Linked DNA regions of Mus musculus: all the other regions are linked to region 2. The links are chromatin loops, found by intact Hi-C in ENCODE. Cell type or tissue: left cerebral cortex. All regions are shown on one strand.

The links. Hi-C counts contacts between places; a loop is a spot of excess contacts. Peaks named below come from ENCODE experiments on the same cell type or tissue, not always from the same donor. Only the 100,000 strongest peaks of a DNase experiment are listed, where the experiment ranks them.
Region 1: a loop joins it to region 2, with 3 times the contacts of the local background. A loop is called at or near these places in 9 of 42 quality-filtered maps.
Region 3: a loop joins it to region 2, with 3 times the contacts of the local background. A loop is called at or near these places in 5 of 42 quality-filtered maps.
Region 4: a loop joins it to region 2, with 2.9 times the contacts of the local background. A loop is called at or near these places in 7 of 42 quality-filtered maps.
Region 5: it touches region 2 in a loop (2.5-fold over the local background); 2 of 42 quality-filtered maps call a loop at or near these places.
Region 6: it touches region 2 in a loop (2.9-fold over the local background); 2 of 42 quality-filtered maps call a loop at or near these places.
Region 7: it touches region 2 in a loop (5-fold over the local background); 28 of 42 quality-filtered maps call a loop at or near these places.

What each region holds. Positions count from the first base shown.
Region 1 is chr2:134,548,444-134,552,443 of GRCm38, reverse strand. All of the region lies in intron 1 of Hao1 (hydroxyacid oxidase 1, liver), which reads left to right. Among named protein-coding and RNA genes, the nearest start is that of Hao1, 3.9 kb to the left of the region's middle. In left cerebral cortex, a CTCF peak has its summit at 2,470 (motif pointing left); a DNase peak (open chromatin) is centred at 2,480.
Region 2 is chr2:134,784,145-134,788,144 of GRCm38, reverse strand. Plcb1 (phospholipase C, beta 1) reads right to left here and starts at 1,981. Exons shown (of 32, transcript NM_001145830.1): 1 at 1,514-1,981. The coding sequence starts at 1,612. In left cerebral cortex, a CTCF peak has its summit at 2,115; DNase peaks (open chromatin) are centred at 326, 681, 1,502 and 2,044; H3K4me3 peaks cover 2,344 bases; H3K27ac peaks cover 1,904 bases.
Region 3 is chr2:135,255,503-135,259,502 of GRCm38, reverse strand. The region is part of intron 7 of Plcb1 (phospholipase C, beta 1); the gene reads right to left. Among named protein-coding and RNA genes, the nearest start is that of 4930545L23Rik, 42 kb to the right of the region's middle. In left cerebral cortex, no CTCF peak of the experiment used is centred here; no DNase peak of the experiment used is centred here.
Region 4 is chr2:135,273,570-135,277,569 of GRCm38, reverse strand. All of the region lies in intron 9 of Plcb1 (phospholipase C, beta 1), which reads right to left. Among named protein-coding and RNA genes, the nearest start is that of 4930545L23Rik, 60 kb to the right of the region's middle. In left cerebral cortex, no CTCF peak of the experiment used is centred here; a DNase peak (open chromatin) is centred at 2,201.
Region 5 is chr2:135,092,510-135,096,509 of GRCm38, reverse strand. All of the region lies in intron 3 of Plcb1 (phospholipase C, beta 1), which reads right to left. Among named protein-coding and RNA genes, the nearest start is that of 4930545L23Rik, 120 kb to the left of the region's middle. In left cerebral cortex, no CTCF peak of the experiment used is centred here; DNase peaks (open chromatin) are centred at 1,894, 2,110, 3,215 and 3,535.
Region 6 is chr2:134,892,382-134,896,381 of GRCm38, reverse strand. The region is part of intron 2 of Plcb1 (phospholipase C, beta 1); the gene reads right to left. Among named protein-coding and RNA genes, the nearest start is that of Gm39941, 23 kb to the left of the region's middle. In left cerebral cortex, no CTCF peak of the experiment used is centred here; DNase peaks (open chromatin) are centred at 1,390, 2,136 and 2,730; H3K27ac peaks cover 2,077 bases.
Region 7 is chr2:135,322,555-135,326,554 of GRCm38, reverse strand. Plcb1 (phospholipase C, beta 1) reads right to left here. Exons shown (of 32, transcript NM_001145830.1): 13 at 3,861-3,945; 14 at 755-932. Among named protein-coding and RNA genes, the nearest start is that of 4930545L23Rik, 110 kb to the right of the region's middle. In left cerebral cortex, a CTCF peak has its summit at 2,395 (motif pointing right); DNase peaks (open chromatin) are centred at 2,415 and 2,772.

The DNA of each region.
Region 1 (4,000 bases), 240 kb after region 2:
AGCAACTATACATTGACTTAGCATCCATAAGTATAAATACACCCATGGTATTTATACTTCCATGGTATAAAATACCTCCCCACAACAGCTACCATAAGAGAAGAAGCAAAGAACAGTAAGACAGATTACCTTGCTGACACTAGAAATTCTAGAAACATTCTGAGGCATAGAAGTCTTGGTGTCCAAGTTTTAACCAACCAGAAGAGTCCCATGGCTTCTATGAATTCTGTAGCACTCCCAATAGAATACCATCCTAAGTGTGGATTAATTTTTCTCCATGGCACAGATAATACAACTGGAAAAGACAAGTGCCACATCTTTCATGGAACTTGATAATTCTGAGACTGCCATATCCAGGGATCCACCCCATAATCAGCTCCCAAACGCTGACACCATTGCATACACTAGCAAGATTTTATCGAAAGGACCCAGATGTAGCTGTCTCTTGTGAGACTATGCCAGGGCCTAGCAAATACAGAAGTGGATGCTCACAGTCAGCTATTGGATGGATCACAGGGCTCCCAATGGAGGAGCTAGAGAAAGTACCCAAGGAGCTAAAGGGATCTGCAACCCTATAGGTGGAACAACATTATGAACTAACCAGTACCCCGGAGCTCTTGACTCTAGCTGCAAATGTATCAAAAGATGGCCTAGTCGGCCATCACTGGAAAGAGAGGCCCATTGGACTTGCAAACTGTATATGCCCCAGTACAGGGGAACGCCAGGGCCAAAAAAAAAAAAAAAAAAAAAAAAATGGGAATGAGTGGGTAGGGAAGTGGGGGAGGAGGGTATGGGGGAGGAGGGATAGCATTGGAAATGTAATTGGGGAAAATATGTAATAAAAATAAATAAATAAAAAAAAGAAATAAAAAGGCCTTGAGCAAAGTTCTTCAAAGGACAACTGGTTCTTAGTGTTTGTACTCCAACAAATGTCAAGTCTGATCCCTTCTCTGACATCTCAACTTCTCCCTTGCCTTGTGGTTCTCTGCTTGACCCACAATCCCTTGATTTGTTCTATTGAGTTGGTCATATGCAACTAAGAGAATTTCGGCTGACTTTGGTCGCCTTGGCTTGATAGCAGGAAGGAAGTCACACTGGGCCTTCCCATTCTGTTTCCAATAAAGGCTACAAAACAATCAGACATAACAAAAGGTCAAAGGCATTTGTGAAGTTCATCCCCTTTCCTTCCCACAAGTATCCGGGAGCATCCTCACCAGCACTGTCCATCAGCACACAGATCTGACAACCACATTTTAGAGTTCTGGAAACTTGGGCCACTTGTGTGACCAACAGCTAGCTGGAGATGTTTCTTGGTCAGACTTGGGACTAGCATTAGCATGACCAGAAATAATATCACGAAAGGATAAATAAGTTGAACCACCCAGAAGAATGAAATTCTCTGCTGCAAATATGTAAGAATAAGGCAAAGTTCAGAATGCCAAGGGGCTTCATTTTGAATGGACTGACCGGACTGGGGTTAATTTGAGAAAGTGTACTACACCATTTCTTTTACACACTGACGTAAAGGAGCCTCCCCACCCAGGTTTGTCACATGCCCTGGCTTTTTTTGAAGGTATTCCTGATGGAGACTTCCTCCACAGTTCGATTATTTTGCAGGATCATAACTTCAGAATTAGAAGCTGCCCCTTTGCTGCTGCATCTTGATTGACACTGACAAAGGGGAGGTTTAAGGACAACTCTCTGGTAGATAAAAGCTATGCTAGCCCCAGTTTGTTACATGGGAAACACTGCAAACTCGCTAGTGGTGTTTTCAGTATTACATAAACAGAACTGTCACAACATCTCTCCGTTGATCCATGAAAAAAAAAAAAAAAAAAAAAAAAAAAACGAGGAAAGAGCATTTGCAATCATTTGCTTTAAATTTGTGGAGAGAAAAGTTAAGATGAAGAAACCCTGTGGTTTAGAGTTGTAAGTAGCCATAAGACTTCAGTGCTATGGAATTTGGGATCTTTCAGGGAGTGGCTATGTCTGCGGGAGCATGTCTCTCTCTTGAGTTTTGGATTATTTAGAACTTAGACCTTTGTTCTATGTGAAGTGTAGGCTGGGAGTCCTGTTGTAACTTCCTTTGTTCATTTTGGTTTTTAAAAAAGTTTGCTACTCAATGGTCCAGCTGTTCTTTCCATCTTCACAGGCTCTTCCCAAAGTAGACAGCAGTGAATGAAACATAAGGTTATGTCAAAGAGTTATTTGTTGTATAATTGAGGTGATAGCCATTTAAATTTGGGGTAGTTTTCAGTGAGAGTCAAAAATTCTTTGAGACTATCTCATAAAGCTATTGTTATTTGTAAAACACCCAAACCTGGAGGATACTTTACAAGATGTACCCTTCCCCATTTCACTTGATTTACTTAGTTTTGCCCAGAAATGTAGGTGTTGAAGAGTCTTTGTAATATTTGAAACAGAAAATGTATTTACAGAATGTGTGAGCATGCAATTATTAAGGTGACTGCGCCACCAAGTGGACGAGTGTAAGGTTGTTGTTTATTGACAGAAGGAGTCTTGGTTTGAGTGTTGTGTGTCCTCATAAAGTCTTCAATTGTTCTTTTAGTCATACGTAAATATTGATGTTAATGCCTTTCAAAGCCGGTGTGTCTGTCCCCTCTATTAAAATCTCTTCCTCTCATTCCAACAACACTCTTAGAGATGATTGGTAATGAGAAACCCCTCCATGGCTTCTGCCTCTCCCCCTTCACATTGGAGAGCAGACAATCGTGCTGTAAGTGTCCATGCTGTGCAGCAGATTTCCAGGAACAGAACATGTGGTGTGATGGAAAACCATGACAATTATGATGGTCAAAGAACAGCTTATGGAGAAACCAACCAACCAACCAACCAACCAACCAATCAACCAGTCATCCAACCAACCAACCTACCAACCAGCTAGTTTTAGAAACCAGATGCTAAACTTCTCTATCACCTCATTCAGGGATGGGTTGTTTTAGTTTACTGTGTGACAAATGTTAGACTGCAGACGTCGAGCAGGTCCTCAGGATAGAACTGTTTCTGCTGCTGCTGCTGCTGCTGCTTCTCTTCTTCCTCCCCCTCCCCCAGAGACAGGTTTTATTCAATGAAGGGCTTTCCCCTCATTTCTCCAATATGAAGTCACTCTTCACTATATTTGCAAGAACAATCTCAACCTCAAGAGAATTAGAGTTAAATCTAGAAAATCAATATACAGGACTGTTGGTTAGGCTTGTAAGTATGTCTAAACAAGGTATTTATTTTAATAATGTCTAGTTTTAGTCTGCCTGCAATGAGGAGACTAATTGACATAAGCAAATAGGAAATATACATTCTGCTGATAAGTTAGTTTCGCATAAGGTTTACTGATACAATTTGACTTATTAACTTCTGTTCTGATTTTGAGGAATCACAGAAAAAATCATTTACAATAAATTTCAAGAATTAAGAGTTTTAGTTTCTATTAAATATTCTGAGGAAGGGGCTTGACTAACAAAACAAGTAACCAAAGCTTATACTCTTAACCAAAGCTCTAACTCTTCTCTTATGTTCATTCATCAGCAGACACAGCACTTAGTTAATAACTTTGAAGAAAATATTCACAATTTTCAAAACAATTGCCTTGAGCTCTTCTGTCTTACAGAAGGAAGGTCCATACCTTCTCCAATCTGAATATAATCTCTAGGACTTTGTATATCATCATCTAAATCTGGGGAAAGTAAAATAAGATCTATATTGACCCCAAAGCCTATAAGGGGATGTTCATAGTGACTCTCTTTATCATCTATAGAAAATGGAACTATCCTAATGTACCCCAGTAGTGAATAAGCAACGAAGGTTCCCTCCAGGAGGTGAAATGGATCAGCCCGATGGTACAAGCTAGTGATGCACACACCAGCATGGATGGCTATCAAGGACACCATGTCAGGCTCAGAAGGCTGTCTACTGTAGGAATCCATCACACAAAATTCTTAAAAAGCAGAAGTATGAGGATGAAAAATGCAGACCAATGTTTGTC
Region 2 (4,000 bases):
CCCTTTTCCTCTTTCTCAGATCCACCCCTTTGTTTGCTTTTTACCTAAGGATGTCTATGGATGAGAACATTGCATTTGTTGAACTGCACTCTCCTTTTGTCTTCTTAACAAAAACAATTCATCTGTGTCTGATTTATTGTTTCGATTCTATTCCATTTATAACAGCCTCCGGTCCAATTAGACTGGGACAGAAAGGAGACAAGTGCAAAGCCCTTGGTAAAGAGGGTGTGTTTACATCCTTGCCTCCATCATTTGGTAATTGGCAAGAGATTTCAAGGAGGCTGTGGCTCTGCTCATACTGCAAGTTCAGTTTGCGCTTCCAACTGGACAAAATATAGACACGGATGCACTCATCTAAGTAATTGGATTCACTACCTGGAATATTTAAATTGTTTTCAGACACTGGAAATTGGCTTAAGAAGATTAAAGTAAAATACCCGGAAGGATAACAGGCTGTAATTTACGGAGGTGGGAAATCATTTCAGTTAGAAGACGGGTTCATTCTCCTACAGTTGCTCCTGATAGGAGATGTGTTAATCATTAGGACTGGAATCTCTTTAGATCCTGACAGCTCAGGTTTATTCGGGTGAGTGGTTCTTATCAAACCCATTGGATGACACCCAGGAAGCCACATCGATAGGGTAATGTGCATTCCATTGGAGGTTTCTGTCAGAAGCCTTCAAGTGTTCTGAAGGTAACTAGGGTGGAGGGAAGGGAGAGGTCATAGGAAGTCCTGGAGCCGGCCAGGATCTCTCCTATACAGCAACGGGTGCAAGTAAACCGGAGGGTGAAGTTGTGGGTCTATTTCAAAGTGAAGACCTAAGCAAGCTTGTTTTTCAAAACCTGGCCCTGTCTCTAAGTCCATCCTGCGCTCCTCGGCCCCAACAGCTACTAGTTTGCTCACCAATCCGTTTCTGGTGTGCACCAACAGCCCTTTCTAAGGCCCCTCACTCTGCAGTCAGGCGCTAAAGTTTGGCATCAACGACCACCTGTCGGCTGTACTGCTGTGTCCTCTGCTGCTTGGCCAGCATTTTAAAAAAATGCTCAAGGGTTAGCAGTAACTGCAAGGTTTGGGACCTGGATAGTAGCTAGTACTTCTTGAAAGAGGGCAAAGGAGGTAATAGGATGCCTTAGCTAGCTGAGGTGGTGGGGGATGCATCTAGTACTCTCCAGCGCTATCCAGCTGCTTCTAACTTCATGCTCTTTTCAAACTCTCAGGACCTGTCACTGGGTAAAACATGTCCCTTCGGTTCCACTGGCCCCAAAGACTTAAGTCCCTCAGGAGGTGCTGGCCAGACCCAGCAAAGATGTCAACTCTAAACCCCCTAGGAGGAGGAGAGCGCGCGGAAAGCTGCCACCCTCTACCACCCACCCAGGCATCTGGCAACCTGTGCGCCCTAGGCTGCCCGCTCCCGCTCCAGCGCCCCATTGCATAACGCGCCCCTCGCCCCACCCCCACGCAGCCCGCCCTAGGGTGCCCGGTCCGCACCCCACTGCGCCGCCCCTCACTTACATCATCCCACTTGACGAATTTGGTGCCCTTCTTGAGGCTGTCGGACACGCACACGGGCTTGAGTTGCAAGGCGTGCACTCCGGGCTGAGCCCCAGCCATCTGGGCTCATCGGGGCTCCGGGCGGCCCGGGCGAGCGCAGTGGAGACGGGACGCGGAGCTCCGGGCGCGAGCGGGCTTGGCTCTCGATTCACCAGGCTCTGGGCTTCGCTGCCCGCCGGCCTCCGGCCTCTTGGCCTCCGCACCTCTGGCCCGCGCCGCTTAGTAAGCGGGACGACACGCGAGGGTACAGCAGCCTGCCATGCCCCGGGCGGGACGCAGGATCTGGAGCCCGCGGTGACTGTAGAGCCTCGGGAGACGCGGAGGAGCAGAGCCGGGCAGTGCGAGTCGCCCGCCGCTGGATCCTGCTCGGCCGCCGCCTGGAAGCGCACCATTCAGCACATCCTCTGTGCACAGAGGGAGCGCGCGAGTGACACGCTCCGGTCCCCTCCTCCCTCCGCTCCTCCCGCCCCTGCTCCGCCACCCTCGCTCGCGGTCCTCCTCCCCCAGCTCCCTGCCCAACTTTGCGCGCTGGGTCAGCAACGGGAAGCGGGGACGCAGCGGCACCTCCCGGCTCCCGGGCCCCACTGCAGCCGACGCCTGCGCCGCACACCCTCTGAGCATGCCCGGTGCCCCTAGCCAAGGCTGGCGTTTGGGGGGCTTTCTGGGAAAGATATGGTTAGTGGTTAATCAGATCCTAACCAGTATGTAAAGAAGAACATTGAGGCAGAACGGGGAGAGAGCCCTAGGCTTTCTTTCTCTCTGGTGCTTTCCGGCCTTTTCAAAGAAAGGGTTCTTATTTTGTATAGAGAAGCACTTGAGAGGTTTAGCTCAAGAACTCCAGAGAAAACTTGTCCTGCCAGAAAGTTTGAAGCCTATAACCTAGATGGCCCACAAACAGTGTTTAGGAAATAAAAAGCTCGGGGAGGGGGGCAGCAAAGCTTTTATTCCTTAGAAAGATGAAAGGAGTGGGGCCCAGGGCCTGGGACAGGGTGGGAGTCATATAGAATCATAGGTATAGGGATGTCATCTTCACTCACAAGGTTCATACTGTCGAGTGTTTTAGAGGTTGTAGAGCATCTAGAATCTCCGTCCATCACAAAGGTGGAGGGTGGGGTATAAAGTGGCAAGTATACTTCAGAAAATAACCACTAATAAAGTTAAAGATTTGTGTATCACACAATCCAAAACTTCTGCTCCTAGATGTTTGCTCAAGAGAAAGGAAACCATACCCAAAGGAAACTTGTCCAGCAATGGTAAAGGCAACTGAAACTTGTAAACGTCAAACAATAGGTGACTAAAAAAACAAAGTTTAGTTAAGTTTCTAAGTTCCCCAAACTATTCCATGATGAGAAGGGACAGAGACTCCAGAACATATCCATGATCACACAAAGTTTAAGCCAAACAAGAGCGTGCAACAAGATGCCCTCTGCAGGGTCTGTAGAAATAATCCAGGTATTCTGTGGTGACAGAAAGTAGATCGAACAGGTACCTGTGGCCAGTAGCGAGCAAAATTTGGCATCAAGGGGAACCTTTGAGAATGATGGGAAGATTCTGTACCGGCGTATTTACATTTGACAAACCTTGTACGACTAGACACATAAAATGAGTGAATTTTATTCTAATAAACACTGCCCTAAAGGTTGGTTTTGGAAAAGAAGAAGCAGTATGAAGAAGAGACTCCAGTAAAATGGTTTTAGACGGTCAAGGCACTTGCCAGCAAGCCTAATGGCCAGAGTTTCATCCTCAAACTCCACATGGTAGAAGGATAGAACTGACTCCTCAAAGTTGCCCTCTGACCTACACACCTACACCTTGGTACACTAGGACATGCACACACACACACACACACACACACACAGAGAGAGAGAGAGAGAGAGAGAGAGAGAGAGAGAAGAGAAAGATGGCTTTCAATCTTTTTTCTTTGTGTACTTGGTTTTCAAGTTCTAGTGCTGCAATGAAACACCATGACCAAAAAGCAAATTGGGAAGAGCAGGACTTATTTGGCTTACATGCATCATTGCAGGAAGTCAGGACAGGGCCAGAAACTGGAGCGAGTTGCTGATGCAGAGGCCATGAAGGAGTGCTGCTTACTGGCTTGCTTCGTCATGGCTTGCACAACCTGCTTTCTTATAGTCCTCAGGGATATCACCATCCATAATGGGCTGGGACCTCCCCCATTGATCACTAATTGAAAAAAATAATCCCTTATAACTGGAGCTCATGAAGACATTTCCTCAATGGAGGCTCCTTTCTGATAACTCTAGCTTGTGTCAAGTTGACACATAAAACCAGCCAGTACACCAGGTCGCTGTGGGCCAAACTTTATAAACTCAGCCAAAAGACTACTAAATAGAAATAATCTAAGGGTGAATCCCAGTGGTTTACCTGATATGTATAGAATTCTGGTATAAATCCCAAATGTTACCTAAATATACATTCATAGATCAA
Region 3 (4,000 bases), 470 kb before region 2:
GGGTTCCATTATTTGTTATGTTGTAAAACACTTTCCTAGGCAGAAAAGCCCCAGCAATTATTTGCTTCTTATTGCTCATTGTCCCATTGTTTGGGAAGTGAGCCACTGATATAAAAGGCCACTTCTATGACTTATGTTTTGTGTTTGGTTGGGCTGCCATGGAAACCGGAAGCATGGATCTGAGCCTTTGTTAACAGGAAGGACATTTTTCACGCGGCTTCCTATTTCAGGTATGTGCCTGGATGATTATTTTTATTTTCAAGTCCCCAGAAGAAAGAAAACACCCTTCCTTTTAAACATAGTCATATATTTTAACTGTATTTTAATAGAACACTTAAAAAAAATCATTGTTTGAAATTGTACACTGCTTCCTAACGGAGCAGAAAATGTAGCTCAGCACTTGGCCGAGAGTGGAGTTCCCATGTTTGCAGAATGAAAAAAATGAAGTCATAGTTCCTTGTCTAAGTTCATTTATAGGAAGCAAAGGATACTATTTTAGAAAAATGGATTTTGAGAAAACAAAACAATGCGTAAGAACATACGAAAGATCTCTGTACCAACAATACTTGGGATGCTTAGACACAGCTTTGAAATTAGCTCAAGAGCTCAGGTTTAAGAACATCAGAAATCCTCCTGAAGGACTTTATTGGTGTTTTGCCACTCATAGAATGGAGACAGGAGCAGCCCAGTTATAGGCCTCCAGAATTGTATTTTGCTTATGAAAAGGAATGCCTCTGACTGGAGGATGCCAGTGTCTGTCTGTCTGAGTTAGACACAAACTTCTCTTGCTTTTCCAGATAGGCAAGTTGACTTGGCCAACTTTTTGGCCGTGAGAGGAAGATTTAAAATCTTTGGCAAAAAAATTTTCAATGGTACTGCTACCTAACTCAAGTACATTCAATTTCATTGCATTTATGAACCCCAAGTGGGATACCCTACTCTACTAGGAAATGTCTCTCTCCCTGGCATCATCTAGCAGACACAAGCTGATCTTATCGAAGAGCATCATCCGCCACTGTCTGACTCCTCAGTTCTTACTTGTCAGTTTTCAGTGTCTCTCTCTGAACAGACACACCTTCCCCTTGGGTGCACTGTCTCCTCGCTCTGTACTTCTGTTCTCATCCCATACTTCAATACTCATCTGTGTTGTGTTCTCAGCTGCACAATTATCTCTGCTGTTCCTTGAGCACTGGCTAGAACTTGCACTGTTCTGGATATGTATTTGTATGTGTATATGATGTATATTAGAACTTGTCTAGTATATATAATATGTAATATGCAATATATGCAAGTATCTGATCTAAAAGAGGGAATCTTGTTTCAGACATCTAATATAAAACACCTTTAGTGACCTTCTGTTGCTACCATGACTTGGACTTTTAAAGATTAAATTAAGAATGTTAGTATAATTTGAAGTATTATGGTGTGAATTAGGGCAATTGGTGTAGGAAGCATGACGCATTAAGGCAGATGTGAAGGGCTGACACTTTTCTTTCTCTCTCTCTCTCTCTCTCCCTCTCTCTCTCTCTCTCTCTCTCTCTCTCTTTCTTTCTTTCTTAGATTCATTTATTATTATATCTAAGTACACTGTAGCTGTCTTCAGATGCACCAGAAGAGGGTGTCAGATCTCATTACGGATGGTTGTGAGCCACCATATGATTGCTGGGATTTGAACTCAGGACCTTCGGAAGAGCAGTCGGTGCTCTTAACCACTGAGCCATCTCTCCAGCATTATGTTCTTACATAGGCAGTCTTAACAGAGAAATGACGCTAAGAATTTCTGATGTCAGCAATAGTATTTCCAGATCCCATGATCTTGGTAACATCATGTCCACATGTGAAATAAATAAAATATAGGAGATACATATCGACTGTGTATGTGCATATACATAATATACTCAAAAGGACCACACACATTAATATGGAGCACTTGCTATTTGCAAAGCAAGCACCTCCTGAATATTTTTATTTGGTCCTTGGGACTACTTTTTACTGTTAACATTTTACTGACATAACAAGGTGCTAGGAAGTCTCAAAATTTTCCCGAGGTCCTTGGTAAGCCAGCTACAGTGGTGGCAGCAGGCACACTTTGAGTCCGAGTGGTTTGAAACTATAACTCACACCATAAACCCACGATCTTAATGTTCATATTCATTTCAGGATGGTAGTTTTATTTTTCTGCATTACATACTTGTGTATTTAAAGAATCATTTTATGATGAATTTGTATTTAACATTCAAAGAGTTTTAAACTACATTTTATTAAATTATTATACTCTAATAGAGCCCATAGATTTATTATCATCATTATCATTTTCTTTTTAGTATTTTATTCTATGTGTATGATATTTTGCCTGCATGTATGTCTGTGAACCATATGCATGTCGAGTACCCACAGACCAGAGAGGTGTCAGATTCCTTATAATTAGAAGTAGTTGTACGTGGACGCCAGGAATCAAACCTGGGTCCTCTGGATGAGTAGCAAGTGTTTAGCTGATGAGCTACCTGCCCACTCTAGCTAGTGTTTTATAGTACATTATTAACCAGTACATTTTAGACAGTCAGCCCTTTTGCATATTTTGTCTTAGAATCATAAAACAAACGTTGAATTAGCCAGAAGCTATGGAACCACTACAAACGAATTGTTCATTGTATATTGAATTCTTGTGCCAATTCTTGAAGTATAATTTTAATATAGTGATTTTAGAAACTTCCACTCCAAAATGATGATGTTTCTAGTTTGTTTTCAGAATTTAAGGCACTGGCCTGCAGCTACACAGAGGCATTCCTTTAGAAACGTTATCTATAGCATTCCTTAGACGATACGTTCAAGTCTTTAAGCAGAAAATAACTTGTCTCCCTATGTATTTAATGCATATCTCCCTACACACTGTAGTAAAATTTATATTTAAAACAAATATATGGATTTATTTCTTATTTTCTTCATTGAAATGCAACTGCACAGGCCAATGTCATGGCAAGACTATAGTGTAATTGCAAATGTCACCAAGCCCTTTCAAGTTAATAAGCCTTAAATCAAGGGAATTTGGTACTGATAAATTATTTCAATTCTCAGAGAGCTTGTGGGTAGAATAGTAATTTTCTGAATATGAAAAGGTTTTCACAGGTCTCACTGGAAAATATGTTTGGATTATTAATAGAAGGCCAGTAATTGCTTTGTCTCATTTTAGGTATCATATTACTTTTTTACCAATTAGGGTAACTTGAGGCTAGTGACTGTACTCTCCAAAGGAGAACCCTCTAAAGCAATGTGTTATTCCAGCAAACCATGTCAGCCAGGGTACAAGTTCAAGTGCATTAATTATTCCTAACAACGTGCACAAAGATAATGTTTAAAAAATCTCAACAGGATATCCACAGCATTTCTGGTAATGTGGCTATTTACAGAACACAATTAAGTTCAGTTTGAATGACGGCTGGCTATGAAGCAGAATCCCACTTATGCAAAATCATCTACCATTGACGTGAGCCCCTTCCTTCTCTGGAATGTGTAAAATACCCACAGGCATATACTCTGGATCTTTTAGTTAAGCAGTGACTAGTCCCTATACCTACTGTTCTGTACATATGAGATGACCACAGGATTGTTGAAAAGTGTTTGTGATGTGCTGGAGACAGCTCACAGAAACATTTATTTCCTGTTTTTGAAATGGTCTTGGGTTTGTGCATCTTAAAGAAGGCATTTGAATTCTACAAGTCCTGCAGATAAATTATAGTTTACAATGAATAATGATCTTTCAAAACTATAATGGAGGTTGATTGTATCTTAAAATATCTTCAGTTTATTTTCACAAAATTGTCATTACATTTAATTTGCTTAAGATAAGTATTTTTTTCCAATTTAAACATAACTCCTACTGCTTGAATCTCATTTTCCTTTAAATCATCTTCAGTTGATATTGGGCTGAAAATGTAAGACTATAATAGTCATAGTAAATTATAAAGACTCAATTTATGTTTATTGACTGAATTTCCAGAAT
Region 4 (4,000 bases), 490 kb before region 2:
CCCTCTAGTACAAGCAACACCTCTGTCCCACCCCCTTATATGCTAGACATGCACCCCGAGGTCATCATCATCCTCTGTCCCCTTTCTTTTTTAAAATACAGCCTTACTTATATTTGCAAGTGGAGCCTAGGATTGCCCGGGTGCAGATCTACCCTTTGAACTGAGGCTTTCAGAGGGCAGGGAGGGAGCTCTACTGCATTTCATGAGTGCACTGCTCTGTGGTTCTGACCACAACACAAAGGAGGCAAAGTCTTTTAGATCCTTGACCATGATGTCTAAGTTAAATGGATCCTGACTTTACAGATGCAAAGCCTTCACTCTCCTTAATCCCATCTACTCCAAAGCACAAAGGCAGTCCCAGCTGTGTGTTCTCCCAAACTTTCTGAGAAGGAACACAGAACCATCCTATCGTTTCAAGTGTCATGAGACTGTCCATCCATCATGGGAACCCTGCTCTGCAGACTTCTGGAAGCACAAGCAGGAAACAACACTTTCCTCCTCCTAAGCTTTCAGATCATCCTGGGATTATACGTCTTTGCCATTATAACCAATTCCAGCAGTTCTTAAGTTAGATGCACAGTCCGTGGTTTTAAAATCAAAATGTTTGTGACCTGGCATCAGGTATCTGGCAAAGAAAGCAGTTGTGTGGACAGCCTGGACCAGGGAGGGCCTCTTCTTTGAGTATGTGGAGATTGGTCTGCTTGTTGTTTTCTTCTGTACTTAGGGTCAGACTTAGGATGCAGACATGCTAGTTAAGTGCTTTACCTCTGAGCTACACCACCCAGATCACTTTCTCAATTTGAGACTATGCCTCAAAAGCTTCCCAGGCAGGTCACGGAGTTGAGATTTCCTATGTTAACCTCCTAAGTAGCCAGCATCACAGACTTGTGCCACCAGGTGGAAAATTCTTTTAAATTACTGCAATCAAGATAAACATTTGGTTTTCTGGTAGGGAGACTGTAGTAGGTGGCATCACTGTCTAGGAGGAAATATGATTCAACTTCCATTTGCATCTCCCTACTTGATGCCTTACTTGGGAGTTCCTGGAAGTTAGGACTTTCCTATAGCATCCTCAAACACAGTGGATGATGGATGCCCAACATACTAATACAATGTTTGCCCCACTACTGAGCTCTGCTTATGCACAGTGAGAACAGAGCTTCTCTGAATGCCTTTTCCTCCTTCTCAGTCCTGTGGCCTTTCTACTGCTTCCAAGGATTACATCTCAAATGTTTTTGGACTCCAATTTATGTTTTTCAGAGTTAGTTCCTAAGGAAATGTAGAAAAGAACATATAGGAACATGAGTATACAGCATACAGTATACAGAAATGGTTCATTTTCTACATGTTAGCTGCAGTATTGGGTAACGCAGTTGATTTTTATCTCTTGTCCAAAATTAAGTCTTGTTCCTAAGTCTGGAGATTTTATATATATTTAAAACTGGAGTTCTAAAGATTGCAAGGGTTTGGAATTAAGACCTAGCTCCCAGAATTGCTGAAGTCTCTTAAAGAAATCCTCAGTTATCTCTGGCTTCCATTTGATAGCCATCTAGTTCCTCAGTTGGGTGTTAACATGGACTATCCAGTCTTGTTTCCTTGTGATCATGTGTCTTAGTTAGGGCTTTACTGCTGTGAACAGACACCATGACCAAGGCAACTCTTATAAAGGACAACATTTAATTGGAGCTGGCTTACAGGTTCAGAGGTTTAGTCAATTATTATCAAGGTGGGAGCATGGCAGTGTCTAGGCAGGCATGGAGCAGGAGGACCTAAGAGTTCTACATCTTCATCTGAAGGCCGCTAGGGTTTCATTGCCCACCCTAACAGCAACATACTTCTTCCAACAAGGCCACACCTCCTAATAGTGCCACTCCATGGGACAAGCATATTCAAGCCACCATATCACGACTTGTCTGTTCCATACATTCTGTGTGTGTTCCTCCTTTTTGGTGTGAATGATACTCTGGGGATTGCAGGGCTGGGGACAAACTGCCTGTGGCTCAGCATAGGTCAGCTTGCCTAGCTGTTTCTCTTTCTGAACAGTGAAAATAGAGCCTTCTCTCTGCAACTGAAACAGAGTCCCATCTCTCTACAGCGGAAAGGTGGGAGGTGTAACAGCGGCGACTGTCATCACCATATCCTGATAGTAAGTTTCGTGGAAGGGAAAAGAGCTATTTGTATAGTCTGAAGACTTTACACATGAAATGGCAGGTCATCTTAGGAAAGTTTTTGTGATGAGGGAAGAACCCAGAAGACACAGCGTACCGTAGGTGTCTTGGCCTACCAGGGTCCCTTTCCTTCCTTGAGGCTGCCATTCGCCTTTGCCTTTTACTATTTTTACATTTCCTGTATGGCTATTTTCTGAACAGAAAGAATTTTCGTTGTGACAAGACAAGGCTGTGAGTTTCTGGCTAGTGTCTAGCTGCTGAGCAAACACTGAGGTCATCAAAGGAAAGGCCAGAGAAGGAAAACACAGGCTTCCTGGGCTAGGCCTCTGCTTCCCCTATTAGTCCAGGCCTTCTGGGAATGAAGGAAAAGCAACAAGAGAAAGAAGGTGCTGGAAGTTACCCGGTGTACCAGGCAACAGTAGGCATACCATGGCTGTCCCAGCAAAAGGGGGGGGGTCTTAGTTCATTTATTTGCTTTTGTTCCCCCCCCCCCATTCTTAGCCCATTTCAAATACTTCAGAGAGGTCTGTGAAGATAAGAGTCTCAGAGTGAAGAGCAGTTTTCAATGCACAGAGGAAGGACAGTGCCATTCCTCCCTAACCTTCCACAGGGGCTAGAAAGTCAATAGGTGGAATTTAAGTAGGATTCTAATCAATACAATGCTAGGGCAGCTTTCAGCGGCTTCCTCGGTCGCAGTAAATTAAGACATGAAAGAATTAGCTAAGGCATATAGTTTTCATTTGACTTTGTCTTGGGAGAAGTTGGCTTTGTTCCTTCGTTTTAGTTCTGTCTTTCCCGCAGGTGCTGTGTGGGTAATCTATGCACACACCTTAATTGTGAGGCAGATCTTTAAACCGGTCAATATTTCCTGCAGATGAGCAGTTTTACAACTGAACATCTTGTATCTCCTGGGGTTTGAGCCACAGCACCTGCAGGAGCAGGCAGCAGCCTGCAGAAGACACAGGGGAAGGGAGGGCTGTCACCACACACTTCTAGGACACACTAGCTTCTTTTCTTGTAATCCTAATAGTGCTTTTGGCAGTTTTATTCCCTCTACACACGGTTTTCTTGTAATACTTTGTTAAAAGAAACCCAGAGAAAGCAGTACTCTGGCAAGGGCAAATTTGAGAACCAAGGCTATAGATGCAATGTTGACACACAACGTCAGCACTGTATCTCTTTTCTAAGAACTGCTGTTGGGAGAGCCCACATGGGACTCTAGAGCAGCTCAGGGCAAGAGGGAGAATAGAAGGAGCCTCAGTCACAGTAGAGTTTCTTTCTTACTTGTTCCTTCTGTGATCTGAGAGTTAAATGCTAAATGGCTAAGTCCCTCAGTGACAAGAACCCCTGGTGCAAGCATCAGGATTAGTAACAAGGGAGATGCTGGGAGAAGGTAGGGCATGTACTTCAGGGTTGAGCTACAGTTCCCAGGGATTTCAGGATGGCTATGAATGCATTGAGAGGAATTTCTGCAGTGTTATGGCGGATGTTGCTGACTAGGCTTGGAAAGTGTGTGGCAAGGGAAATGAGAGGAACACCCATGTCACTAAACTGCAGGTGTCATCTAATTTCACAGGAGAACAACCCAAGGATGGAGCAAGGAGGGCTTCATTCCTTGGTGGAGTTTACTTGCTTAAGTCTGCCATGATGTCAAACATTTTCCTAAACTCCAACAAGACATTTGATTTTTCAAGTATGCACACGGCGATAGTAATAGTAGTAGTAGTAGTAGTAGTAGTAGTAGTAATAATAATAATAATAATAATAACAACAACAATAATAATAACAATGAAAACAAATTTTTGGGATAGTGTTTCAAGTAGCACTGATGA
Region 5 (4,000 bases), 310 kb before region 2:
CAAATGAATCTAAGATTTTACACGCCATTCTAAAGTTAAACACAAACAAATGCAAATATCAACCCTTGGCTGTTTAGTTGATGACTGGAACTGATTGTTTTCTTAGCTTTATTAGTGTCCTAAAAGATAAACTGTGAGTGACCAAAAAACCAAAAGATCGTTGCAAAGTCATTATTATATTATATACTAAAAGAGGTGAGAAACTTGGGTACTTGTGAATAAAGATTATCTACTAGGTTAGCAAATTAATGCAGCGATTAAAAATAACACTCCCTTTAATAAGCAAGGCTAAATTTCTGTTGCTAATGAGCTCCTCAAATGGCTATTCATTAAGTGAACTGAAAATATAATGAGTTCAAATATTTTTCTATACTTGGCTTATTTATTCAAAACATATTTTGTACCTTTACCAACAAAAATATCTCATAAACTTACTGGGTACTTGTTTTGTTTTCTGTCATCCGAATGGATGATCCCAGCAACCATTGGTTACTCAAAATGTGCTTTGATCTGCATAAAATAATCTAAAGCTTTGGTCCAGCAGCCACATCCAATTTATTTTATGATCAAATGCATGGGTAACTCATCTATAATTAATTGGCTTGTAACTGGTGTCAACAGCCTTCACAAACTAAAGAATATTTATCTTGTTTTGTATAAAATGACAAAAGAGAGATGGGTAAATTAGATAGCAATTTTCTCCTCAAAACATATTTAATAATTGCTGGCAGAACTGTAAGCAAAGCATTATCTTTTGAATTACTTTCCAAAATTAATTTTAGACAGACTGTATTTACTGAGATTCTCATATATCATTTTATAGTTCAATAACAAATATCAAACAGATATTTCAAATGCTCAACAATGCATTTAATGACTTTTAACATTTTAAACGTTTTGCTGTTGGCGTGTATGGGCTGCAGTTAAAACACAAATAAAATGCAAATTTATTTTTTATTTTAAGTTTTAATGTGTTTCTGTTCATAAAATTCATGAGCCTAAGCAAAAATGTTGTATTTTCATTTCATTCCTAAGCAATTAAATTCATTAGCATGTTTATGATACAGTTATATTTTTAGCTTCCTTAGTCACATATATATTATATACGTGGCATTTGATGTTATTACAGGAGGCATTTAAGACTGTATGCCAACATCTAATATCATCAGTCAGTCAATACCTCAGACTCAGCATACAGACCCAAGATCAACTAGCTTTTATTTATTTGTGTCCCTGTCTTTCTAGGTCAGTTTTCTACTTGCAAAATGAGCATACTGCCTCATAGGTAACCTTCAGCAATATTATAAAGGCAAACATGACATTTCCCAAGTATATATAGGTAAGGTACTAGATACACTACTGCACAAAAGATTAGATTGTGCATGTGTGTATGTGCACACACACACACACACGTGTGTGTGTGTGTGTGTGTGTGTGTGTGTGTGTGTGCATACAGACAACTTGCTATGTGTATACTGTGTACTATCACAGTCTCTCCCTGGCTGGATTTCTAATTATGCCAATAGAAGGTGATGATTAATACTGTCCTGAGGGCTGGGACTGTAGCTCTGTGGTAGAACGTACACTAACCATGCCTGAAGCTCTGAGTTCTGTCTCGAGCACAAGAAAAACAACTAAGCAAGCAGGAAAACAAATAAATAAATAAAAGGGGTGAGAAAATGCTCTTAGCATACCTCTTGCCAAAAAATATCTGCAGATGAAATCTGCCTCCACAGTGGCCTGTTGACTATTACTAGTTTGCCTGGATGGCTCTATCTTTCTTAAGAGTTCCAGGCGTAGGAGATGAGAACACTGCTCACTGTTGTCATTTCAAGGGAAAATAGAAATAGATCACCCCGCATTCTCAGAGAATAAGTTTTCCTTGAATACTTTAGATCTGGGATATACTTTTGCCACCCTCTGAATAACAAGTCTTTCATTTAGCTTTCTCAGGGTCTCGTTGACTATGTATTGTGTGAAGCAATAATGCCGCACACTGGAAGTTAAAGACAAAAACATGACATAGTCCCCTCTGTTACTGACTCTATCCCTTTAAGAAAAGGGAAGAAAGCGTGACAAACTGAAAGATACTATCTTTGTGTGATAAACGTTTTGAACAAAGCAAGCCTGGTGAATGTGGGAGAAGGATCTACAGAAGTTGCAATAGAGTGCTCACAGACGCTGTGTGTGGAGATGACTCTTTCCCTGAGCTCGGAAGATGTGTAAACGTAAGGCAGAGACTAACAAATGCAGAAGACATTCAAACCAGAAAGAGGTAGAGAAGGGAGACCTTGAGGAAGAAGGTGGATAAGAGGCCTAGAAACAGGAAGTCTAAGTATGAAGGCCAGCACAGGTAATAAGGGTAGACCCGGAGTTAATGAACACACCAGTCCTTTCCCAAATGGAAGTCAGAATGCGAAGCTTATGAGATGTCCTCAAACACCCAAGGTAGAGCTACCACACTACAAGAAGGACAGACAGAAGGGAAAGAAGAGGAGGAGCCTTAGAGTCTTCATTAACTCCAGTCTCACCTTTTTTTTTTTTTTTTTTAATACTTGCTTCTAAAACCAACTTGCAGTCAGCAACCCTGCTAAGGCTGTGGTGTTAGCGTTGCTCAAATTGTTTCTCAGAAACTTAGAGCTGCTTTTGTGTCTCTCAAATCGGTTAAAACCATAGGCCCTCGGGCACCTGTCCAGATGTTCATCAGGTAGCCATCTGAATCAGAGGGCCCCCAAGGCTCCCTCAGAGCTTGTCAGAGCTGCCACTCTCTAAGTGAATGGCCTATGAGGCACCGAGGTTGATGCTTCCCCCTGCAACATGAACTTCTGTCCTTTTGAGAAGAATGGCATTGCTGCTGCTCTGACACCACTGAAAGCAATTCAAGAGCTGGAGAAAATTAACAGAAGTAAAACACATGTTTCACATTGTCTGTGTAATTTTATTATTAAAACTATATATTATCACAAACTAATAAGATCAATTATGCCTCACTGTAATACAATCAATATGTTGGCGTTACAAATAGTAACTTTTTCTTTACAGAAATTAAGGCAGCAAATTTTCACACTCAAATCTATATCGAGGTGAGAAAAATCTACCTCTGTTTAGCTTTAATCATATCATACATTCTAAGACAGATATTTTTAGGTCCTGGCTTCTGTCTGCGTTCTCTTGTGGGCCAAGGGATATTCATCATTTCCCTTTACTTCTTCAGTCTAAAACTGTAACCTGCTGCATCACTCTTCATCATGAATGGTGTAGGAGGAAGTGGAATCAACAAAAACAAGCATTTCCTGCTTACATTGTTTAACTTTATATCATGTTCCTTTTTATATATATATATAGAAACTACCCAATTCTGAAACACAATTGTGTCAAATATTTCCATAAAACATTCTTTTATGCAAACTTACAAAAGACCTATTTGAACAGTTTATTGCAAGAATTCCATTTGGGAGATGTAGCTGCCAATGCAAACTGCATAAAAGGCATGACTCACACAGCCAAACAAGCTCCGTGCAAATCAGGACTACTTCAAAAGCCTTAAGGCTGGAACGCTAGGAAAGTCAACAGAAAGGAAATGAACTTGCTTGCTTTTTCATTATCAAGCTGAGAAGAACTGGCTGAGGAAAAAAAATGATTGACAAAAGTAAGCATTCACTGAAAATGAGCAGGTTTGCTACTGAAAGAGGAAGCTGACACACAAAACAATTCCAGTCAGCTTCTCTCACCCAATCCACACTGTGAGTGAAGAATGTGTAGTCAACGTCAACTTAATAATTTGAATTTCCAGTCCAAAGGGAGTAAAGGGAACCTTCTAGAGTACTCCCCCATTTTCAAACCGCAACTCAAAAACAAAACCATTGAAAATATTTTGTTCCATTTTATTTGTGAGTATTTGAGTATGGGTCTTGGACACGCCATGGAGCATGTATGTCTCATAGTGAGAGAACATTTTACAGAAATTGTTTCTGTCAACACAGGACAGTGACTCTCTGGT
Region 6 (4,000 bases), 110 kb before region 2:
GGTTGGCAAAGGCGGTGGCTAATTTCTTCCATATTTGCGTAGGTTTGTTTGCTCTCTCAGTAAAAGGGTACAAGATGGGATTGAGGCCAGTTATGTAACAGCAGCTCTCTAATTCTTTAATGTCTCTCTATGACTCAGACAGTTGATAAAAACTTAGATCAATTATTTCATATACTATTGACAGAAATAAGAATCTTAAACAGATCTCACTTTCAAAAAGGGAAGGATCAGAAGTTACATTTGGTTTTGCTCTGTTTTATTAACTCCCACTTCATGGTCCTGGGACTAAACCTAAGACCTGAGCATGTGTTGATCTACAACCACAGACCTTACAACAAACTATTCATTTTGAGACATACTGCAAGACATGGGTTTGGTTTGTTATGCTATGATGAAATACCATGACCAAAGCAACTTGGGGAAGGAAAGGGTTTATTTCACTCATCATTCCACAGAACAGCTCATCATCAAAAGCAATGAGGGTAGAAACTCAAGAAGGGCAGGAACCTGGAGGCAGCAGCTTACACAGAAGCCACTGAGGGGTGCTGGTGGCTGACTTGCTCCTCATAGCTTGCTGAGCCTGCTTTCTCATAGAACCCAGGACAATCAGCTCATGGATGGTACTGCTCACAATGGGATGGGCGGCCTCCACCATCAATCACTAAGAAAATGCTTATATCTGGATCTTATGGAAACATTTTCTCAATTGATGATAATTTGAAATAAAACTAGCCAGCATAGCTGCCCAAATGTAAACTCAAGATCCTCCTGCTTCCGCTTACCTAGTTCTGGGAGTTCCTGGTGGTCCAATACACCTAGCCGAAAGTGAGATTTTTAACCATAAACATCAGCATCAGTAGACACTAGAAAGTCAATACCAGGCAACAGAGACATGCAGTTACAGATGATTGTGAGCCTTGATGCATGCTAAGAATTCATCTCCAGTTTTCTCAAAGAGCAACAAGTGCTCTTAAGTGGTGAGCCATCTCTCCAGTTCCAAGTATTTGACTTTCACTAAACAAAATTGTTCATTTTGGGGGACATTATTGGGTAATCATTCAGCCGAAGTGTTTAAAACAAGAACAACAACTAAACATTATTTTCAGTTAAGCCCTGAACCAACCAAAACTATGGGTGAACAGTGTTTTGAACTAAGATGTATTGTCTCCAGCTTTAATCAATAACTTGCCCATTGGAAAAGACAAAAAAAAAATAATGTTAAAACTCACCAGAATTGCACTAAAATAGTTTGCATCGTAGAAAAAAAATGTTTAAGATGCTGTTTGCTGCTTGAAGCTGACTTGTTTTGAAAGCTGATTTTGCCATATGCATGAGCTGTCAATCCAGTGAGGAAATCAGAGTACTCCGCATCCCTGCATCTCACTGTGTTGATGTGGGAGAAGCCAACATTCTGTCTTCACCCCCTAGCCCTGACGGAGATGCGGAATGTATGTTTTCATTTTTTGCTCAATAATAAAAAACAGTAAGCAACAAAACAAGCTTTGGAGGAAAAGTTAAGAAAGAAGAGCAGTTTGTGAAAAGGCAATGGAGGAGACAATGAGGTGAATGAAAAGAGACTGTTCTACAACTCATGGCTCCCTGTCAGACATCAGGCTTTCTTTCTCATTTCTACAAGTTCTGGATTATGAAAGGTTCAATGGACAAGTGCAACACATATTAAGACAATCCTCCCGAAAAGTATTTGGCATGCATTACAGCATCAAAGTTGACTTCAATATTACATATCTCTTGCAATTGTCATTGTTATTTCTACCTTTCCCATGACTCAATTTGAATGATCCACAGGAACAGTTAACTGGCAGGATCAGGCAAAGTGAGAGGTCTTTTCTAAAAAGAAGTTGATAACCCTTCTTCAAAGAATAATCAAAGGCATATGTTTGCATACTTTTGAAATTAGATGCATATGTATGCACACACACACACACACACACACACACACACACACACACACATGCGCGTGCACACACCCTGACCATCATTTCATTTTGTATGTCTCATGTCTTATATAAATTTTGCCCAGTATTTCTCAGTGGGGAAAATACATAGACTAAAATAAAACAAGCCAGCACCATAAAGTATTTTAAGCTGAGTTGCTGCAAACCACGGGGGCTAAGACAGGAGACTGAAGGGACATGATTAACCCCAGTGACTGCTGGAAAAAGGGGGAGGAAAGACACCAGTGATACAGAGAACTGAGTAGAGCCAGACAGTGGTCTCAGATGAAGTCTACCCTGATCCCACTCTTCCAGGAACTTCATGATACCCTGGAAACTGTCCGATAAACTCTACATATCCAGACCTATACATTTCTCAAAAACTACCTTACAGTATAACCACTCCTATTATCTCTACTCTGTAAGTATAAAAAGATCATTATGTGATAGAGAGGTAACACAATACAGAGCTTACATTCACACTCAGACATACTGCCCTCGCATCAGCTTCCCCAACTTCTTCACAACGTTACCCCAATAAGTGCAATAAGATAAGATATTCACAGGTCAAGGAAGTATCCCATTATCCATATAGAAAGCATCACTCTGTGAACAGATACCAAGAGCTTTGATTCTCTGATATCCTCTACTTTGCTTTTTAGTTTGTTCGGTATGAGGCAAATGGCTATATATAAAACCCACTCTACAATTCGGTTATTTCTAAAGTTGTTGGATGAAACTATTCTCAGCAGAATATGCTCATTTTATTAGCAAAATTGAAATGTGTGCATTTCTGGCCCAAGTTTTGAGCTAAATATAGCAATTATATCCCACTGATGTAGGAGGCACTGAGTGACATCGTCCTTAGAACTAGGACTTTTCGAGGCATCTGTGGAAAGAGAATAGACACAAAGGAGTGTTGTTAAATTGAAGGTTCAACAATCCAAAACTTGGCTTGACTGACCAGTGTCTTCACACAGTTTTGGGGAAATGTGTGCTCATCTAAATAAAGCGTCAGAATCTCCTCAGAAAACACAATTCTTCCATCAGCAAAACCACACTCTTCAAACTACTTAGTACAACCATAGTGAGAAGCAGTACTGCCCTCCTTAAGGAAACTTATAAAGGCATAGGTTTGATTACTTCCGACATTAACTTCTTTTAAATATGGATTTATCAAGAATCAAGAAAGAGGGTAGGTGTGGACATTTGTCTACAGAGTTCATTGGCATTTCTCCAGTGAAAGAGAGAAAAGAAAGAAAGAAAGAAAGAAAGAAAGAAAGAAAGAAAGAAAGAAAGAAAGAAAGAAAGAAAGAAAGAAAGAAAGGAAGGAAGGAAAGACAGGAAGGAAAGGAGGGGGGAGAGAGGGAGGGAGGAAGGAAAGAAGGGTAGGTAAGGAGACCTGTAGAACTTAGCCTTGGAGTTCACAGTCTGTACCCCAACAAGCCATTTGACCACCCATTCCTAAGAAGCCAATTCAAACAGTGAAATTAATAATATAATTAAAAAAACAAAAAAGTAGATTTATTCAATGTGGCCACATTTGGGAGAGACAAAGAGACTCGGTGACCTCTTCAGTCCATCTTCAGATTTCTAAAATGACATTAAACTAAATACTAGGTACATGCCAAGAGTCCTTATTAAGACGTGGTCCTGCCCACCACTGATCCTTGTTTGGGCTTCAGTCTCATTCTGTGAAATGTTCAGACATGTTATGAATCTTTTTTGCTTTTGCTTTTGCTTATGCTTTTGTTTTTGTTTTTGTTTTGTGTTTTCAGAAAAAAAGTTCCCCATCTGACTGGAGCCTCCTCCCGTCACAAGATTTCTGTGACGGGAGATACTCTTGGGTCCGTTATTTCCATAATCTGATAGTCAGACTGAGCGGCATATTGTCTCTTTAGAAGCTTTATTTCTACCCGGCCAGTTACAGAAGCACTAAAGAAAACCCAATTTAGGCCAACAACAGACAAAATTGACAATGAATACACAGGGAAAGAGTATTACTTTCTTTAAGGTGATTTGTTTCCCAGCAATAGATAACTGAT
Region 7 (4,000 bases), 540 kb before region 2:
CAATGGCCTTTGAATTTTTGTCTCACAAGTGGTCAGTTTCAAACTAATGTGAAAGAAAAAAATGCCAATCCCTTTCATAAACAATGCAAGTCATTTGTCACTTCACTCTTTTTTTTTTAAGTGCTTTATAACACAGGGGAGAACTGCAAAGCCCAGAACCCATCAATGATTGCATTAGAAGTCTGCCAATCTCTTGTCTTCCCTTCTGCTGATGTGGTCGATGATGAAGTTTAGAAGCAAGACTCTGCTGAAAAGCAGATTTGCCTCACGTGAAAGCCAGTGTAATACCTACCCAAAGATGAGCTGACTCCTTATCTGACATCAGGCTGAGGCAGGAGACTGCCTTGAAATCTCTCAGTGGGCCTAACCGATAACTTGAGGCTATGAGCTGACAAGAGTTTCAAGTGGTGGTCAGAGAGTAAAGTGACCACAGAGGAAGGACTATAGAGATACAACAACATGACTAGCTTGGAAGCTGGAGGGAGGGGGACCTGTGAGCCGGTGGGTGTGAGTGGCCTCTAGGGCTTGAAAAATCCTTCCTAAGAGCTTCCCGAAAGACATCTTCGGTTTATTCCAGAAGCTTTCTCAGAAACCTTTCGACCTACAGAATTTGTGGTTAAGAGTGCCACCGAAAAGCAACACAACATAAACCATCCAAAGAGAGAAAGCTGAAAGCTGAAAGCCCTTCTAGGCCAATTTCAGAGCAGCAGATCTGCGAATCCACCCATCCTGAGCCTGGCAGCCCCTCACTCACCAGCTCCTGGAGACGAAGGCTCGAACACACTGGAGGAGTCGCTGTAGGTGTTGGAAGCTTGCTCTGAAAGCTTCTTCTTACCACTTCCCTCTGACGACTTGTGCGACTTCTTCTTGTTTTTCACCAAGATTTTATACATTAAATCCATAGGGCTTGGAAGAGGTACCCCAGATTCCAGCTATTTAAAAGAAAGCACAGCCTTTAAAAATACTGTCCTTCCTTCCAGGCACCTCTCTAATCCCACTGCTTTGGATAGCACAGCCTCTAGATTGGCATCTACTATATTCAGCATAGTTCACGAAAGCATTCTAATTGTGCCCTGCATTTGTTTTAAATAAAAGATGCTTTTAAATGACCTAACTCATTTTCTACAATGAAACTACAAAAAAAAAAAAAAATGAGGCCACGGAAATGTACAGGTAGATTTAATGGTCTGACCTTGGACTCTCAGGCATTTTCTGACGGGCCCTGCAAGTCCAATCATTTTACTGCAGATACATAAATCATCTCTGACCTGAGTCTTTGGGAAAAGGCCAAACATTGGACAGAAAGAATTGTTGAAGTTGGGTAAAAGTTTCCAAATAAGTCACTGTTTCAGACAAAGCGTTAGGGGCAGCAACATCTTGTGTTGGTTTCGGGTGGGCTTTTAGCATCAGCCAAATCAGACATAATTTCAGATTTTCCTCTTGCCCCTAGATCTGAGCTGTCTTACTGAGCCTTACTTCACTGTTGCAAGTTTGTCCATATACTGGGAAATCAACTTCCCATGAGAAGGTTATAAGTTACTGTATCAGGGAGCATGTGCAAGACACAAGACAGGCTTATTTTTAGAGAGGCCTTTGAAGTCCCACAAGCTGGCCCTCTATCCTTTGCTTGCCATGAGTCTGGGGACCAGTATGAACTCACTTGAAAATATGCAGATACTGGGCCAAAGTGTCCAGGAAGAAGAGGCTTCTTTAGGTTCTGGCTGCTCTTTGCCTTTATGAACAGGGATGGGGCTGCTACCCATCCACTGGGCAGGGTCCTCTTACTCAGGAGTCCCAGGGAGATGAAGAGAAGATCTTCCCTTGTTCTAAGCTGGGCCCCCTGAGGACCTGAGCCTGGGACCTGGAGTTCGTATGCTCCATGTCTTATATAGCTTCAAGCACAGAGAGCCAGGCTTCTACTGCTCTAGGCTTAAGAAGCTAAAGATGTATGGTGACATGGTGACAGGCTTTCAGTCTGAGCTTTAGCCACCAGTAGTCTGGAACTGGGCAGCTGTCATGATCCTCTGCTTCCTGCAGCAGTGATCAGCAGCAAGGCACTATTGCCTGCTTGTGCTCTATCTCCTGAAAGAGCTTAGGGTGTAAGGACCCAGAGCACCTAAAATCCTAGTATTATAGGTCTCGATCCTGGGAACTTAAGGCTTAGCTTTCTTTGTAACGATTTCTATTAAATACGGCCCAGTTTCCCTTCCCTGTTCTTTACAGTTCATTATTCGTCCAGCACCTTTGTTCCTCACCTTGGTCACTCTTTGGAATCCCAGTGTCATCTGGTGCTACTCTGCTGCTGCTCCTACCAGCTCCTCTTCCTATCCCCAGTTCAGCCTTAAGAGAACAGCAGGCTAGAGAATTGTCTTATGGACTGCTCATGCTGCAACACCAGGGGGCAGCACTGAAGGCCATCTCTCTGTGGAGTCACAGTTAAACAGCTTGCTTCCATTCTACAGTGGTGAAGGGGGCGTGGCAGGTGTGTCCGAAACCCATTGCATTGCAGAATTCCCCACACCAATTAAGTACTGTGCTTGCGCTAACCACAAATTTCTGCTGGGCCACCAGGAACTGTGCTCCCCTCTGCCGTGGGTGAATATGGCTGTTCAGAGGTCGCTGAGGCTGGTGATGGCGAGAAGTCTGGTGCCTGCTGTTTAACACAGAGGTAGCGAGAATCGTTTTGCTTTGGCAGCAAGAAGCTGCAGTTTCAGCACAGCTCCCTCAAGGCAGGCATATAATGCTCAGGGCTGTCAGGCTGCCATAAGGGCAGGCCAGCTGGCTGCTAACGAGGGGCTACTTGGCCGACAATCCTCTGTTCAAGCAGCCAGACACCCTGGGCAGGGCTCACAACTGTCCATTAGGGAATCAGATTTACTCAGCTCCCCAATATCTTGTTTAAAGGAAAAATAAGCAATAAGAGAGAGGCTTAAATAGTATTTAGTGACTATTTATTCTTTGCTGGATACCCATGGGGAGAGTTGGGGCATTTCATCGGTTCATGGATGCAACTGAAGTTGAGTGTTTTCTCAAAGGTAAATGTAGGTGGTGGACAGCAGGTGGCAGAAACAGGCTTAGGAACCAGTATTGCCACATTTTGCATTCACTTCCAAAGGGTGTGACAAAGATCCATTGGGGGGTGGGGGGAGATGGTGGTATTTACAGAGTGCTATCTCCTCTTGGACTGTCTTTTATGAGCTGACTCTCACTGCTGAGGACTTTGTAATCTTGACTGACAACTGAAACATTCTCTCCTAGAGGGAAAGAGGGAGGCTGATGATGTTCCGGAAGTAAGGGAAGTCAACAAATCTCACACACTCAGGAAGTTCCTGAAACCTACAAGCTTCTCAAGGCCTCTTTCCCTAATTATACCAGCAGTATGGACTGCTTGGGGTGGGGTGGGGTGGGGTGTGAATCGGGAGAGGACTGTTCAACCGGTCTAGCTGCTGACTTGTCAGGCAGGGAGCACCAGGGATATAGCATCCATGAGTTGATGCCCATGCTGAAGTGGGCTTTTGGATTATGTAGTTACCTTTGAGTTATTCACACCACTGTCAACAACCTTTCATCCATATTCCTATAAGTAACTCCCTGGTACCAAATTAGACTTTGGTGGAATTACTACTTTGGCTTGTCCTCAGTAACTTATTTGGGGGTTAATAGACATTTGTTCACAAACACTAATGGTGTCACTTTAAGCAGAGGAGGGATAAGGCTGGATAAAGAAAAGGAAACAGACACATATTTTCTGACACCAGTCAGCTCAGATCTCGCTGATCATATATCTACAGAGAGGACATATCTCCCCAGCTGTAACTGATAAATGTTCTCCTTCAAGGGAGCAGAGTGCAGCTACTTACTGGGTATTTTTCCAGTGGTTCCATCAGGAGGGCATCACCAAAGATTAATCGGCAATACTCGGCCATCTTGGCTTGTTGCTTCGGGCTAAGAGCAAAAAGAAAGAAATTATGGGGTTTATTCAGAGAGGTGTCCTTTGTAT